2 separate regions of the Homo sapiens genome follow, and region 1 is linked to region 2. A link is a loop called in an ENCODE intact Hi-C map of the cell type or tissue named here. Cell type or tissue: gastrocnemius medialis. All regions are shown on one strand. Region 1 overlaps GHR (growth hormone receptor). Region 2 overlaps GHR (growth hormone receptor).

Region 1 (8,000 bases), 140 kb after region 2:
TGAAATCACACACAGCTGAATGTGGACCCTGATTCAAATCCACACATCCTGACTCAAGCATCCTTGCTCTGTACTACTGTGCTACAGTGCCTCTTTACATCCTCCTGATGTAGAAATCTTCTTCTAGAATAATGAGAAGCAGTGTGAACTTTGAAGTAGGACTTCCTGGGCATGGTGCTTTCCATCTCTGGGCCAAAGTTTTCTCATCTTTACAAAAGGATTACGATCAACCCCCATCTCATACTGTGGTTAGGAGAATTGAGCAAGACCATATACTAAAAGATGTCAGAACAGGGCCTGACAGATCATAGTGCCCAATAAACATTGGCTCTTGTTATCATCATAAATATGTTAAAATGAGCTTTAGTATGTGGATAATAGTAGCAGAATTTCCTGAATGAGACATGTTAAACATTTATTAAGCAGGCACTTTTTGGAGTTTATCTTATAATAATTCAGTAAGGTTACTCTTGTCATCCCTATTTCACTGAATTTGAGGAATCTCAGGCTGCAAGATAACGTATTAGTTTTCTAGAATCAAATAAGCAAGGATTCAAACTCAGGATATATTGACCCCAAAACCTCAGATCTTTCTGCCATCCCTATCTTGTTCTAAACCCCAGGTTTGCTCATCCGGGCCCTAGTCATTGATCAAAAAGCACCAATACAAATCAGAGTAGAGAAAGTCATATTGAGCTTGTGAGGTTGTATTATGGGCATGGTAACAAATGTAATTCAGCTGTATTGGCACAGTGCATAACAACCACACTTAATTTCTGTCCTAAGACCTGTCTGAGCCCATAAATAAAGTTACATTAATAATTACGGAATGGTAAGGGACCACTCAGAAAATCTTGGTTGATATAGGAAGTGGCATCTGTGGCTTCTAATTGAGAGATATTGCTTCTTGAATCAGTGCTAGACCATTGCTCTAGGGGGATATTAAGCCTTCTCTGTCCATGGAAGATGTGAAATTCAACAGCTGACCTGACTGCTTGTCGCTGTTGATGATCCTATAAAATTTCCTCTAAGATACGAACTCTGTGTTCTAGTCCAAATCAAGTGAATATTTCCTGTTGGTTGACCTACAACTTCAAGGGTATGAGGTCATAAGTTTAAAAAGATTCCTTTTCTCCCCAGTGTTGTAAGAGTTATTTTAGTTCTATCAAATGCTCCCAGTGAGTACTGCATATTTCCTTTTTGCCAGATACATTAGCTATTCACTCTTTTTTCCTATCTCTTCTATGCTTTTATTTTTTCCCTCATCTGTTTAACCAATGGTACCCTGAATTTTAGAACCAGACAGGTAGTAGGACAAGGCAGGTGAAAATGCACAGGTTGTAAATTTCAGAATGCACATTCAAATTCCATCGTTGTCTCTTACTAACTGAATGAATGTAGGTAAGATGCTTTACCTCTCAGAGTCTTACTTACCCCATCTATAAAATGAGAATAATACAAACTGTCTTCTGTGGTTTTCTTGAGCATTAAACGTCTCTATTTATGGAACATAGTTTCACATAGTAACTGATTCTGTACCAATGCCCTGCCCCCCATGTAGGCAAATGCATGTCCCGAAAGACCCAAAACAAGTTGTCCCTCTTTTCAAGATGAAGATTTGTAATCTCTCCTTAAACTTATCCAGTTCTGGTGTTTAATTTCCTTTATAAGCCAGAAGTTGTTTTACGTCTCACCAAATCTTATAACATGAATATTACACTGTCTTCCAAATGTGAGCCTCTAATTACCTTAGGCCAATAGCAGAGCCTCTGATCTTGTCTTTTCTCCTTTTCCGCTTACCAGACAGCACATTCTGCCTGAGAGTTGAGACCCAAAAAGATATAAATCAACTAGGGGGCAAAAATGGAGTTTCCTAAGCTTGTCCCAGAGTTTGACTCAGTAGCCTGAGGTGGAGTTCAGGGGCTTGATGTTAAAAACAAGCTACCCCAGTGGTTTTGCTGCAGGTGGACCAGACTCCCAAGACCACATTTTGCAAGCACTGGCATTTAGGAAGAGCACGTACCTACTCTAGCAGAGTTTATGCAGACTATGATTGCAGCCTAGTTTGTGCAGACTATTGATTGCAGCCACTTGGCAAGGCTCTATAAGAAAAAGCGAGCCAACATGTAAGTAAATTATCATGGCCTTGAAACTCCTCATCTGAAAGGGTTTCCTCTCATCCCCTCATCCCCTTGTGTCTGCCCCTGAATGCCAGACTATCTTCTCCAGCCCCAAGTCAACCTCTCATTTTTAAGCCATTCCTCATTCTCCTATATAGTCCAAAATAGCGAATACATTTTTAGGAATTCTCTTGCTTTATGGACGTTCATCCAAAAATATTTCATTATGAGAATAAGTGCTTAGCTTATCCTGTAGTGTCTTTCTGCTCTAATATTTGGGCCCTTCCTTTCCACATAGTTGCATTTTCTTTGACGGGCAGATGCTGCTCCTTTAATATTTTTCACACCTTTGTGCTTCTAACAGAGCAATTATTTCAGGATGAGGGCACTTGGAGAGCTGTAAGAGGATAAGGAGCCCAGGGCTCTGCCTTGGATTTGTGTACCTAAATGTTACCTAATTAGATAAACCTGAGGAAGATGTGGAAGCAAAGTAGAATGGAACAGAAAGTGTTTGAATAATAAGAATTTGGACATTGCTGCTCCGTGGTGACATTGGCAGACTCTAAGCCTCTTGCCTCATTTTATTCATTCATGTATGACGGGGTTATGCTCAGTCATAAGTCACTAAAATTTGTATTCTACATCCCATTAGTAAAGTAATTTTTGAACACATGATACATATGTTTACATATTTGTAAGTTATATATATGTACAAGGTTCTAATATATTCTGTTCATTGTCAAACATAAAATATATATAAATTTGGTTTAATATAAAATATAAAATTGGCATTAGTAGACACTGTCTACCGAAATGAGACACTGTCTCATTTCTGAAAAAAGCACAATGTATACTAAGTTAAAGGTTCATTCTTAACAGCAGTAGGAGTAGATCTTTATTTCAAATAGTCTTTGGGATAATTTCCTATTTTGGAAGACAGCTTATCAGATTTGGTTAGAGTTGATGAAAGCTTATTCTAGGGTTAAGAAAAGTATTAGCCCAGCCATTTTCTTATTGTTGATTTGGGCTTGCATAATTAGTTTTACCTTCAGTATGAAGTTTCTTTACATGAATCTTTTTAACTCACTTATTTGTTATACAATTATTAGTTAAATCAATTTTAAATCAGTATAATCTATCCACAAAATCAGTCATACAGAACCTGCAAAAAACATGTTCTAACATGTTACATGAAGAGGTAACTAAAGATACTACAAACAACCCCTCTGAACGGTAACACTCCCACTCTTCCTGCAAAATTCCTCTCATAGCAAATGCAACATGTGACTCAGACACAGGCTGACTGAAGGCTTTATGCAACTCTTACATGCTCAATATTAGAAAACTTTCATTTGTTTCCTATTTTATATAAACAACACATATAAATAAACATTTTAGTATCTTCTCATTACCCAGTGGATTGTCTTGCATGGTCCATTTTGAAGACAGTAAACTGTAGCCTCTATTTTTATTTAATTTCAAATACCTGTTTGCCAATATTCACAGCCAGCTCTTGTTAATGTTCTTTTCTGTCCTGTGAATCCTGATGTCGTATCTTGCAACATCACCTCTAAAGCCTATCTTTGCACTCCTGTCCATCCCCCATTCTCTATTATTATGCTGCCTCTGATGGCCAGAGAAAAAAATCTTGAAAATATATATTGTATTGCCCTACCTGGCGAGGAATCAGCAGTTATACAATTCAAAGTTGCAGCAATTCACCACATTGTTTAGCACCCTACTATGTGTAAGGAGGAAGCTTGATTTAAAAAATATATACAATCATGCCTTCTTCAAGAATGTTTTGGAGCATGCAAGAGCTTAATGCTCATGGACATTTACTTTATTCCAGCAAATTTAGACCCAATCTCTGTGTAGTTTCATTTTGTTTTCCATTTCCTGATTAACTGACTATATATCTAGCTACTTATTTGCTGCCATCTAGTGTAATAAAGTATGTTGATTATACAAGGAATTTTGAGCCCATTATGTAGTTGAATATCAGTACTCAAAATGATTCTTTTTTTCTGGTTTCTTATAAGTTTACAAAATGCCTAGTCAGGGACCTTTCTTATCACTGTAACCCTGAACATGGTCTTAATCTTGTGTCATAGAATCTAGGGCTCAGGATCAACCTTCGTTCATTTTCTATAAATGTGACATTTGGAAACTGGGTAGGGGCTTAGCAGTTGGTGGATATGAAGTAAATATATAAGAGTAATCATTAAGAGATCATCTCAGTTTAGTGACCATGATTTTTTCCTCATGGAGGCAGCAAAACACAGCATGGATTCTTACCAGTAGTGTGACCATGGGCAATTTATTTCTCTCTTGGAGGCATCATTTTCTTCATATCTAAAATGAAATGGTAGGTCCAGGTGACTGTTAAGGTCTCTTCTAGCTCTAAGAGTCTGTGTCTACATATAAATGATTTTCTCTGCCAAAGTAGTGTTTTTAGAGTCCTTTTTAATGCCAGAAATGAATACGGCTTCTCTAGTTCTTCTAAGTGGCCATCTATCCTTTGGTGATGGTTAGAAGTAAGCAGAGATCCTGGCTAGAAAGAGAGAGAGGAAAATGTGGACCATGATTTTATTCCTTTTATTCTTGAGAGTTGTCCAATGGGATATTGTCCACTAGTGGATAAGTAGATACTTGCCAATATGCACCTGACCTCTTCTCTTCACTCATAATGGGAATTTAGAAGTATAATACCTGTTATAATCAACTTCCTAATCTCTATCCCTTTTTTGTCACTCTATTTCCTACTGTAACTTCTCTATGAAGTACTATAAGTCTACAGTAACATACTGGTGTTTCCCTTTCCTTATGAAGTTTTATATAGCTACTCCAGTATATCCTAAAATGTTCCTTTTTCTTGCTTTTATAGTGGAGTCTTGCTTGTTGGCCAGGCTGGCCTCAAACTCCTGAGCTCAAGTGATCCTCCCACCTAATAGTAGCTGGGTATTCTTCTGAGTAGGTGGTCCTAAAATGTTTTATTTTCAGCTTATTTCATAGGTATAAGTCTTATTTTCCCAACCAGGCTGAAAACTTTTCAGAATCAGGACTTGTCTTTAGTTTCTCATTTTTTATGAGGGGATGTGGCATTATTGCTTAGGGAATTCAGATATTTCTGATAATAAAGATGCTTTTCTGTTTGTTCATATAAATTAGGGTAAAAGAGGAAGTACAAAACTATCTCAAATCAAGTACAGGACTCTTAATTATTACTAGCTATCTAACAGCTCATAGAAACCGATAAGTTTCTGAACCTAATGCCAAAAAAAAGCAACCTTACCATAAAAAGAAAATCCAAATAAAACTGAAAGAGGCAGTGGGCAGTGCTACCTATGGGAAGAAAACTTTGAAGTGGGAAAAATCTGGATTCACATCCCAGCTTTGCTACTTATTACCTTTGTGTTTTGGCTAAAAATTATCTAACTTTCCTGAAGTTAAGTTTCCTTCTCTGTAAAATGAGGGTTATAATAATATATACAGCATACTCCACAGAAGAGTTGTGAAGATGGAATGAGAAAGCAAATGGCAAAAACTTAGCACAAAGTAGGAGCTCAATCAATCATGGTTAAAAAGAACTTTTATCCATTGTTATTTTTGCTTATATACAGTAAGAATTATCCAATGCAAATGTAATCAGAGCATCTGCAATTGAGCTTTATAAAGTGAATTATAATTCTCATACCATAGTGGTTCTCATCAAGGGTGATTTTTTTCCCCCCAGGGGACATTTGGCAATGTCTAGAGACATTTTACTTGTCACACTGGAAAAGAGGGGGTGCTACTGGCATCTAGTAGGTAGAGAGTAGGAATGATGATAAGCATTCTCTAATGCACAGGACAGCATTCCACAGCAACAAATGATCTGATCCAAAATACCAATAGTGTGGAAGTTGAGAAACCCTACCATAAAGCCTAGGGAGTCCATTACTTCTGACCTAAATTTGTTTTATATTTAAGAGTGGATGTGGATTAAAAGTAGCTTCCATTTTGGTAGGTTATGAAGAGAGTTGTCTAATCTGTGCTTTAGATTCTAATTTTGAGGCATATTTTTAGGCTAAGGCATTGCAATATATAAGGCTTTCTAAGTTTCAGACATTTTCTTGGAGGTCAACAAATGAAGGCTTGGGGATCTATTAACCCACTAGAGTAGTGTAATAATGGTGGTGGTTGTTTATTGAAGACTAACCAAGTGCCAAGTACTCTATAATAATCTGATTTATTTTTCAGCAACTGTATAAGCAGGTATTTTGCTCTCATTTTACACAGGGGAAAACTGGAGCTTAGAGAACTTATGTAACATTACTAGCAAGTTGCACAGCTGGGATTCAAACTGAAATCCAGCTAGCTTCAAAGACTGTGTTCTTTCTGCTGCTGCATACTACCCCTACCTACCAAGGCTCTGAGATTAGAAAGCAGGATGGGTGTGTTTTAAAGGAAATAAGGTAGGAAAGTTTTCAAATATTAGAAACTCTGCACAAGAAGATTAGGTCAAGTTTCCCACTGAGGGGCCCTTGAGTATCTATGAACTCGATGAAAACTCTGAGCTTCTCAGGAAGGTAGACCAAAGGGAAAGGATTCATCAAAATGGATGTTAGCACTATGCCATGTGTATTACTCCATCCTCACACGGCCAAAAGGACATACCTGAGACTGGGTAATTTGTAAGGAAAAAGAGGTTTAAAAAAGTTCTCTTCGATGGCCAAATAGGAACAGCTCCGGTCTACAGCTCCCAGCGTGAGCGACACAGAAGACGGGTGATTTCTGCATTTCCATCTGAGCTACTGCATTCATCTCACTAGGGAGTGCCAGACAGTGGGCCCGGGACAGTGGGTGCAGCACACTTTGCAGGAGCCGAAGCAGGGTGAGGCATTGCCTCACTCAGGAAGCGCAAGGGGACAGGGAGTTCCCTTTCCGAGTCAAAGAAAGGGGTGACAGATGGCACCTGGAAAATCGGGTCACTCCCACCCTAATACTGCGCTTTTCTGACGGGCTTAAAAAACGGCGCACCAGGAGATTATATCCCGCACCTGGCTCGGAGGGTCCTACGCCCACGGAGTCTCGCTGATTGCTAGCACAGCAGTCTGAGATCAAACTGCAAGGTGGCAGCAAGGCTGGGGGAGGGGCGCCAGGCATTGCCCAGGTTTGCTTAGGTAAACAAAGCAGGCGGGAATCTCGAACTGGGTGGAGCCCACAACAGCTCAAGGAGGCCTGCCTGCCTCTGTAGACTCCACCTCTGGGGGCAGGGTACAGACAAACAAAAAGACAGCAGTAACCTCTGCAGACTTAAATGTCCCTGTCTGACAGCTTTGAAGAGAGCAGTGGTTCTCCCAGCATGCAGCTGGAGATCTGAGAACAGGCAGACTGCCTCCTCAAGTGGGTCCCTGACCCCTGACCCCTGAGCAGCCTAACTGGGAGACACCCCTCAGTAGGGGCAGACTGACACCTCACACGGCCAGGTACTCCTCTGAGACAAAACTTCCAGAGGAACGATCAGGCAGCAGCATTCAAGGTTCATGAAAATCCGCTGTTCTGCAGCCACCGCTGCTGGTACCCAGGAAAACAGGGTCTGGAGTGGACCTCTAGCAAACTCCAACAGACCTGCAGCTGAGGGTCCTGTCTGTTAGAAGGAAAACTAACAAACAGAAAGGACATCCACACCAAAAACCCATCTGTACATCACCATCATCAAAGACCAAAAGTAGATAAAACCACAAAGATGGGGAAAAAACAGAGCAGAAAAACTGGAAACTCTGAAAAGCAGAGCACCTCTCCTCCTCCAAAGGAACGCAGTTCCTCACCAGCAACGGAACAAAGCTGGACGGAGAATGACTTTGACGAGCTGAGAGAAGACTTCAGACGATCAAA
Region 2 (8,000 bases):
TATCTTATACAACATAAAAAACTGTAGCAATAACCAAAGCAATAATAGATACCTTGGGAGATAACAGGAAGGCAGGCAGCTCAGATTGACTGAAGGCGACTCAAGGAATATTAAAAATGCACAAAAACAGTAGCATGGAGATGCCGGCTGGGGAGCTGAGATGAGACAGATGAATGGAGCTCTGAGCCAGAGGGCCTACCACAAAAGTGGTCATAGGAAGAAGTTCAGCCTGCCTTGAGCAGATAGCTTTGCCTGGTGGGAGAGGGCGTATTTCTTGGGAGACACCTCTGGGTGCAGGCGCTCATCTTTAATTCCCTTAAGAGAGCTGAAATCACTGCAGTCTGTGCAGCAGCCAACTTCAGGGATTTTTCCTTTCCTGCTAAGGTTATAATTCTGTTCTTGCTATTCTTACTCCTCTTGCCTAAGAAAAATCTTGTTTCCATGTAATACCAATATTATCCCACTATTTACCAGTAGCATATGAGCTGCTTGCTGTTACAGAAACACATGCTGTAATAGAACAGACTGCACTCCTTGGGTCATCTTTGTTATTTCCCATGTGTCAGGTGAGCACCCACCTTGTGACTTTTGCTACTGGTCTTTCCCTGCCTGGAATGCTTTCCCTCCAGAAGTCCTCACGGATTTCTTCTTCTATTTCAGTTCTTTATTTAAAAATATTTTTCATAGTTTGAACCTCTCTAACCAGCTGATTTAAAAGAACAACACCACCCCAACAACGTTCTCTACTTTACATCATAGTTTAATTTTCTCCATAGTATTTATCATCATCTGATATATTATAATACTCATGTATTGGCTGAACCACATCCATAAGTATTAAGATCCGTGAGGGCAAGACTTGTGGGTTTTTAAACTTGTTTTCCTCCTTTGTTTTTCTCTATTATATCTTTAGTGTCTGGAATAAGGTTCAGCACATACAAGGCATTTACTAAATGTTGAATGAATGAATGAATGAAGCTCAAGCTCCATCTACAAACAGTCCTCTGTTTTTTGTTTTTTGTTTGTTTGTTTGTTTTTTGTTTTTGTTAGCTGTTATCTGGCTGTTTTTTATTAGATAATAATTTGTCTTCCTTTACTTACTGATTTTGTTTATGTGTTTGCAGGTGTGTGTGTGTGTGTTTGTGTGAAAGAGGAGAATGACTTTTATCAAACCTGGTTTTATGTCTTCCTTAGGATGCATCAGAGTTTCATGCTGTTCACACTACCCTTCGGGGTATTCAGACATTTAAAGTCTTAATATTTCAGCAATAAAGTCTTAATATTTCTGGCCTGGAAAAATACTGTGATATGGGTTGAATTCATCTTTTTGCACCCCTCTATCATCATAACCACTCCCTGCTCCCATTCTAGGAATCCAAGCTCTTATGCTAACAATTAAAAATTAAGTCCACAGACTGCAGATAGACCCTACGCTTGAGCTGCCGGTGGGTTGCTGAAAAATTAATATTTGATGGAAATTTGAATTAATTGCCTCTTTACCCCCTACCAATCCCTGTGTATGGTCAAAAAATAGGACATTCCAATACTCCACAGTGATGGCCACAGTGCTGGTTTGTGCTGATGTTATAAAGGAGCAGGAAGATGGTAATGAACTCCCTCTGGTGCTGGACAAGGCTTCACAAGGGTGCTGATGAAAACAATGTGAGAAAATGGACTCAGGGGTTCTCAAGGCAGAGAATGGTGGGGGGATCCAGGAATCCACATATTCAAAGACACAAAGAAGTACAGATTTCTGAGGTGTTCAGGGAATGGTGATTCATTAGGTATGGGGCTGGGGGTGGGGCACAGGGTAGGCAGAGGAGAGAGCAGTAGGTGTATATGCCATGAAGATTTTGGAATCGATCCAACTATACAGCTATCAAAGGTTTTTGGTGATACAACCAGATTCGTCTTCTCACTCCTTACCTTTCTCACCTGATCCCTCCCTGGCTTTTCCAAACTGTCAACTATAAGGCTGTGTGACCAGAGAGCATGCCCCTGTCCCCAGTACTCAGATAAGTGCCTGACATATATATATATACATAGACAACCTACTTGTTTATGTGTCTGAACAAACTATCAATATTCATTTCTGCATTTTCTTTTCAGCAATGCTTACACTGTCTTCAAATCCTTTAGGGCCCTACACTTGACTATCAGGCTGCCTATTGAAAACTAACTTTACAGGTTGTTCATTGGTTACCATGATGGCACAAGTAACCATTCAGTAACTTTTTTTTTTTTTTTAACTAGAATTGAAAGCTTTGATCCATTCTCTTTTTCTGGTCTCATTTCCCTTCTACCAGATCTGATTCATGGTGCAACTTTTGGTGGCATCACCCCTTAATCCAGCAACATTTTTGTATACCCTGAGGTTATTACTTTGATGTCCTGAACTTATGGCTCTGGGGGATATTTTTTTAAAGGGGTCAGAGAAATAAGGTTGAATTAGAGAGATTCTTAGAAGTTTATGATTAAAACACTATCCCCTCTGATCTGAGTCCCAGCTCTGCCATTGACAGGTTGTGTATCATTAGCAATAGCAAGCTACTTCACATTTCTGAATCTCAGTTGATTGAGCAAAATTTAGATAATCAAAGACTACTGGAGATGTGATGCTTTGACACAAAGAAATCTACCTCTTTGGTGAAATTTCAATTGTGTAGGAGCAGTTATTTGGGAGAAAAGTGCCCTCTCACCTTCTTAAATCATCTCCTAGGGCTATAATAGGAAATACGCAGCTTTTGCTGAGAACCCAAATGACATTGTGGATTATCCAGCTCTAGTCTTCTCTCTCCCATATAGAGGCCGGTTATCTTTGTCACTTCACAGCTCATTAGCAGCCCCACTCAGGGCCATGGAGAGGAAATAGATGAGATGAAGCTTAAATATGTCACATTGGTTATTTCTTAGCAGCTCTGATAAAAGGCTTAGCAGGGGCCAGGCGCGGTACTGTACGTCTGTAATCCCAGCACTTTGGGAGGCCGAGGTGGGCCGATCACCTGAGGAGTTCCAGCCCAGCCTGACCAACATGGAGAAACCTTGTCGCTACTGAAAATACAAAATTAGCCAGGCGTGGTGGTGCATGCCTGTAATCCCAGCTACTCGGGATGCTGAGGCAGGAGAATCGCTTGAACTCGGGAGGCGGAGGTTGTGGTGAGCCAAGATCGCGCCATTGCACTCCAGTCTGGGCAACAAAAGCAAAACTCCGTCTCAAAAAAAAAAAGCTTCAGCAGGGTGAGGTTAAAACTCAAATAAAGAGGTCTGAGGATTATCTGTGATGTTAGCTCATGTGTGTTACCTTCCTGTCTTCCCTTCTTTGTTCTTATTTCTAGGGATTAGTTGACTGCAAACATTAATGGGTTAAATATAAAAATGACTGCAAACATTAATGGGTTAAATATAAAAAATCTTTTCTATCCTGAAGGTCTTTGAAAAAATGATTTTATTACTTACTGGAAAAGAAAAATAAAACAAAGCTTGCTTCACCCAGAATTTATTTTTTCTTCTAGTTAAAATGAGCAACTTCTTTAACCAGAACTGACCTTGAAGACAAATGGCTAAAATAAAACATTTGCTGAATTCACTGGGCGCATCTTACAAGTAATTTTTGGATTCTGCATTGACTACCTACAAGTGCCTTCTGGGTGCAAGTCCACAGGCAAGATTTGTTCTGCAAATCTTCCATGACCAAGGTCACCTCTTTGGATTGGCAGACCCAGGGAGTCCATATTGGGAAGATAAATTCACACTTCACCCCTTGTTGAGATCTCCAGCCTTGCTCCTCTGATAACCAGGTCTCTCTTCTGTCCTATTATAATTTATGACCTTTGAAAAGTTACTTATATCTGGGGCTATTCAAACTCCCAGCTATCTATGACCATATGCATAAATGGTTCTAGATTTAAAAAAAAAAAGAAGCTATTCAGAGATATTGGGATACCCTATAACCAATATAAATGGGTAATTCAGCAGAACCAGATGCTGGGGTTGAGAAATAGATGTGGACAATTGGGGCAGGGCCTAAGAAAGATCGGAGGCAAAGACAGTGACTAGATGGGGAGCTCTGATAAGGTAATGCCCAGGCCTGTGCTTGGAATTCTGCCACAGTGGGGACATTAGTGGGGGTCTGTAGTCATTGCAGGGTGAGAGGAGGATAGAAAGAAAAGATTGTGTGAAGGTCAGTGGAAGGTCCCCCATTTCATTGCTAAGAGAACTATGTATGCACGTTTTCCTGTGTTTAGTCTCACACATAATTGTACCTTTAAGAACTGATCACACACTGCATTTCCCTGGCAGTTTTTGGCATCTCAGATGAGGAAGAGTGATGGGCGACAGGTGATGGTGACAACTATTAATAAGATCTGAAAGTAAACAGTCTCATGAAAGGTGGCCAGGAGAGGGCAGTCACCTTTTATCAGGAGCACAGACTGAATTTGCAAAGGGTACTTAAGCTACAAGACTATAAAGCATGATGCAGGCTTAACCAAAATGCAGTGTCTTGAGCATAGTAGACTCTTAGTGTATGTTTGCTAAATATACCTTAGCTGCTGCTGTTCCCCAGAGCTCATCAGAGTTCCATAGAAACCTGGTCCCTTCCAGAAAACCAAAGAATGACTAAAGAAAAGTGATTGCAAATCCAGAAAGCAGCTTTGCCTTACTGGTTGGTAACAGCAGGATTTTCTTTTCCTTGTAGTTTATTTTGGCTTAGGCTAGTGTCTCTTTCATGAAGACAGCTACTATTTACAATTGTTGTTAACATGTTTTTCCTTTTTCATCTCCCAATATACTCTCTTCCTGTCGTTAAACACAGTCAATTTACCAATGGAATCTGCTTTATAAGCTCCTGCATTTTCTTTTTCCACAGATGGGATTAATGCCATTATGTTCTATGTCATCCACATAGTCTTGGCTTCTAGGCACCAAGGTGTTGTTCTAGAGGAAAGAAGAGTAATGGTCGACACAGGCAGGCTGAGGGCTAACCTAATGATTTCATGCATTTAGTGGTAATTCTTAATTAAGATCCCAATTTTATTCTGTTGGATTTAGTCTATAACCCGCTGAAAATCATTCTTGAATTAACACTGGGTGGATATAAAAGCAGAAAGCCAAGGACTTTGCACTGTTCTCAGCTGTAGCTGTTTATTTAGCTGGAGAAAATTTAGTGGGTGGTCCAACCTTCATAACCAGGAAGAATAAAATAGAGGTGTAAAGGCCTTGGTGGAAGGAGGGCAGTAGCAACCTTTCCATTTCTTCAGTTTTATCGCAGCCTATGAAATTAGTTCCTTAGGTATGTTGATCTTGTAGGAGCTAGTATTTTAACATTTGCTCCATCAAGTTGTTTGGTTTAAATCTAAGAATAAGCCCACTGAAAACTATTCCTAATTTGTGAAACGAATAACAATAATAGATGTTAATAGAAACAAAGACTTCATTTGGTTAGTTTTTAGAGGGGGCACAGAGAATGTAGTAACATAATAAGTTAGATTTTTGTTGTTTTCTTTTTCTTAGTTCTTTGTAGTCTTTATAATCTCTAATTGGCATTTGCTCCTGACTTTTCTCAGTGTACTTCCACATGGAAGAGACAAAAGTCTCAAAGCTGGTGTAGAAAAACCCTTAATAAATTGCCCATTAATTAGCCACCTTGATTTCCACCTTTAAAGCAGTTAATTGAAGTAAGAATTTGTTAGATTTTTCTCAAGCATAGCAGAAATTAAGATTAATTTCTTAGGTGTCATTGCTACTTGCCTACTTAAACCACCAGTTCATCTTTATCATAAATACTTAAGCCAAAAGTCACATTAGAGGCAATATGGCACAGTGATTGTGGACCCCGGAGTCAGGTGAGCTGGTTGAAATCCTGGCTTGGCTACTTCCCAGCTATGTGATCCTGGGCTTCAGGGTTCCCTTTTGCAACATGACATGATTGCTGAGCTGCTTCTTAGGGTTGTGTGTGGCTCCGGTAAGATAATACAGGAAAAGAGCTGAAAGCAGTATCTGACCCTGGAGAGAAAGTAGGGAAGAGACAATAGAGGAAAGAGGACAAGGAAGTGGGAGATGAAGAGAAAGTTCAAGAAGGAAAGTGGAAGAATCTCAAATAGAAAGTTAATTTTCAGTTTTTCCTGAGAAGAGATATATAGACATCTTCATGTGGCTTTGGAGAGCCTTGGAGCCCATCAGCAAGACGGTTGGAAATTATACTGAAACAGAAGTGTAGACCTATGTGACTTATGTCCTGGCCAGTTGCCTCATGTCCTCTGTGGTCAGGTTGATCTCTACTGGCACTGTCAAAAGATTTTTTATGGACAGCTGGTTGGGGTAAACTTTGAAACCTGATTGTTTGCACTTGAGTGCCAGAGTGTGTAATTATTTACCGGTGTTCACTAAGGATGTCAGTGTAGATTTTTAGGGGGAGAAAAAACTTAAATTTAAAATTTGGAGGCATCTTTTTCAGTCTGCCTGCCCTGGTGTTTGTTATAACACTTAGTTTGGCATGTAACAGCTGAAGCTACTGGTTAAATCATTAAGCATTTATTATTTTAAAACTCCTCTTCTCAAAGCAAAAAATAACTATCATGTTGAAGTTCTTTCCTCTAAGAATGACATTTACTGTGAGTTTTATACCAATGGACTAATTGGAGGGTTGAGAAAATAAATTTTGGAAAGACAACAATAACTTCAGAATTTTCCTTGGATGGAGGTTTCCTTTTTAAAACCTGAACTGAGCTTTATCAAAACAGTAACTGAACTTTGAAACGAAACAAGAGTGCTGAATTGAAAGCTCCAGGAAGGCAGGGATGTGTCTGTGTTGTTTATGACTATAACCTCTGGGCCTAAATCAGTACCTATCCCATGGTAGGCACTCGGTAAATACTGAAGGAATGAGTACAGTATGAAAATTAGCATGGCTGATCCTTGGAAAAAATATAAGTCAAAAGGGAATAGCATGCATGTGTAACTAAAACATCAGTCCACATGCTTGAAATGTCATCACTTTTTTATGGTCAGGACCTGTTTTTTTCTGCTCCAATTAAAGAAGAAAATTGTAATGTGAAAGAAGCAAGAAGTGAAGTATTTGGTATTCATGTGTTTTGACATCTGCAGTAAGTTTAAAATAAATTTCTAAATCTTATTGTATTGAAATTGTATGAGTTTCTTAAGTGGTATTATTCATTCAGACTTAAAGTGAAGTTAGGTTGCTGTCACTCATAGTGGACTTTTTTTTTTTTGGCATTATTAAAACAACATGTCTTCTGGGTGTTGTCTTGTATTACAAAAGCTTGCGTGTTTTCTCTTGATGCTGTGCCCTGTCTGTTGCCATTGAGGGGTCTAAGGACCAAATGAGGTCTTGTTTCCTTCCTGATATTCTTTTGACCAGTTTAGAATATGCCAGGTCCATTCACACAACTAAGCGGCTCAGTTCTCTCAGTTCCCTGGTCTTCTCATATTAGATTGTTATCTATGAGCTTGAAGTTTAGACATGAAAAAGAATGGTTGTAATCCTCTTCCTTCTCTCACCCTCTTCCCTTTTTTTCTTAAGTTAGCCTTTTGAATTCATGATTCTAATAATTAATATATATTATTATATAATATAGTATATATTCATAATAATGATTAATGATAGTATTAATAATTCTGTGTGTGTGTGGGCAGCTACTCATACAGAGGAAAACAGATTGATTAGTGGAAATTACATTAATTTCATAACTTCTTATTAAAAGAGTTTGTGTGTGTGTTGTTGGTTGTTTGTTCCCTTTGCAACTCAACATGGTCTTCTTGAGGTGTAGGGAAAACATATGCTTAGGAAACAGAGCCTTCTTTTCTCCTTTTGGTATGGAAGACATATGCAAAAAGAATGAAGGAACTAATTGTCTCTAGCCAGGGCTCTGCAAAAATAGTACTGGTAGAGAAAAAGCTCTAAAAGAAGTAAAAGTTTATAGTGCTTTCTCCTGGCAGAGTTAACCTCATCTTCATCAGCTTTTCCCCTGCCTCAGAGAGGC

The links. Peaks named below come from ENCODE experiments on the same cell type or tissue, not always from the same donor. Only the 100,000 strongest peaks of a DNase experiment are listed, where the experiment ranks them.
Region 1: a loop joins it to region 2, with 2.3 times the contacts of the local background. A loop is called at or near these places in 7 of 110 quality-filtered maps.

The regions. Positions count from the first base shown.
Region 1 is chr5:42,652,803-42,660,802 of GRCh38, forward strand. All of the region lies in intron 3 of GHR (growth hormone receptor), which reads left to right. Among named protein-coding and RNA genes, the nearest start is that of CCDC152, 100 kb to the right of the region's middle. In gastrocnemius medialis, a CTCF peak has its summit at 4,044 (motif pointing left); no DNase peak of the experiment used is centred here; H3K4me3 peaks cover 406 bases; H3K27ac peaks cover 2,206 bases.
Region 2 is chr5:42,510,568-42,518,567 of GRCh38, forward strand. The region is part of intron 1 of GHR (growth hormone receptor); the gene reads left to right. Among named protein-coding and RNA genes, the nearest start is that of GHR, 91 kb to the left of the region's middle. In gastrocnemius medialis, a CTCF peak has its summit at 4,406 (motif pointing right); DNase peaks (open chromatin) are centred at 201, 574, 4,364 and 6,244; H3K4me3 peaks cover 2,075 bases; H3K27ac peaks cover 8,000 bases.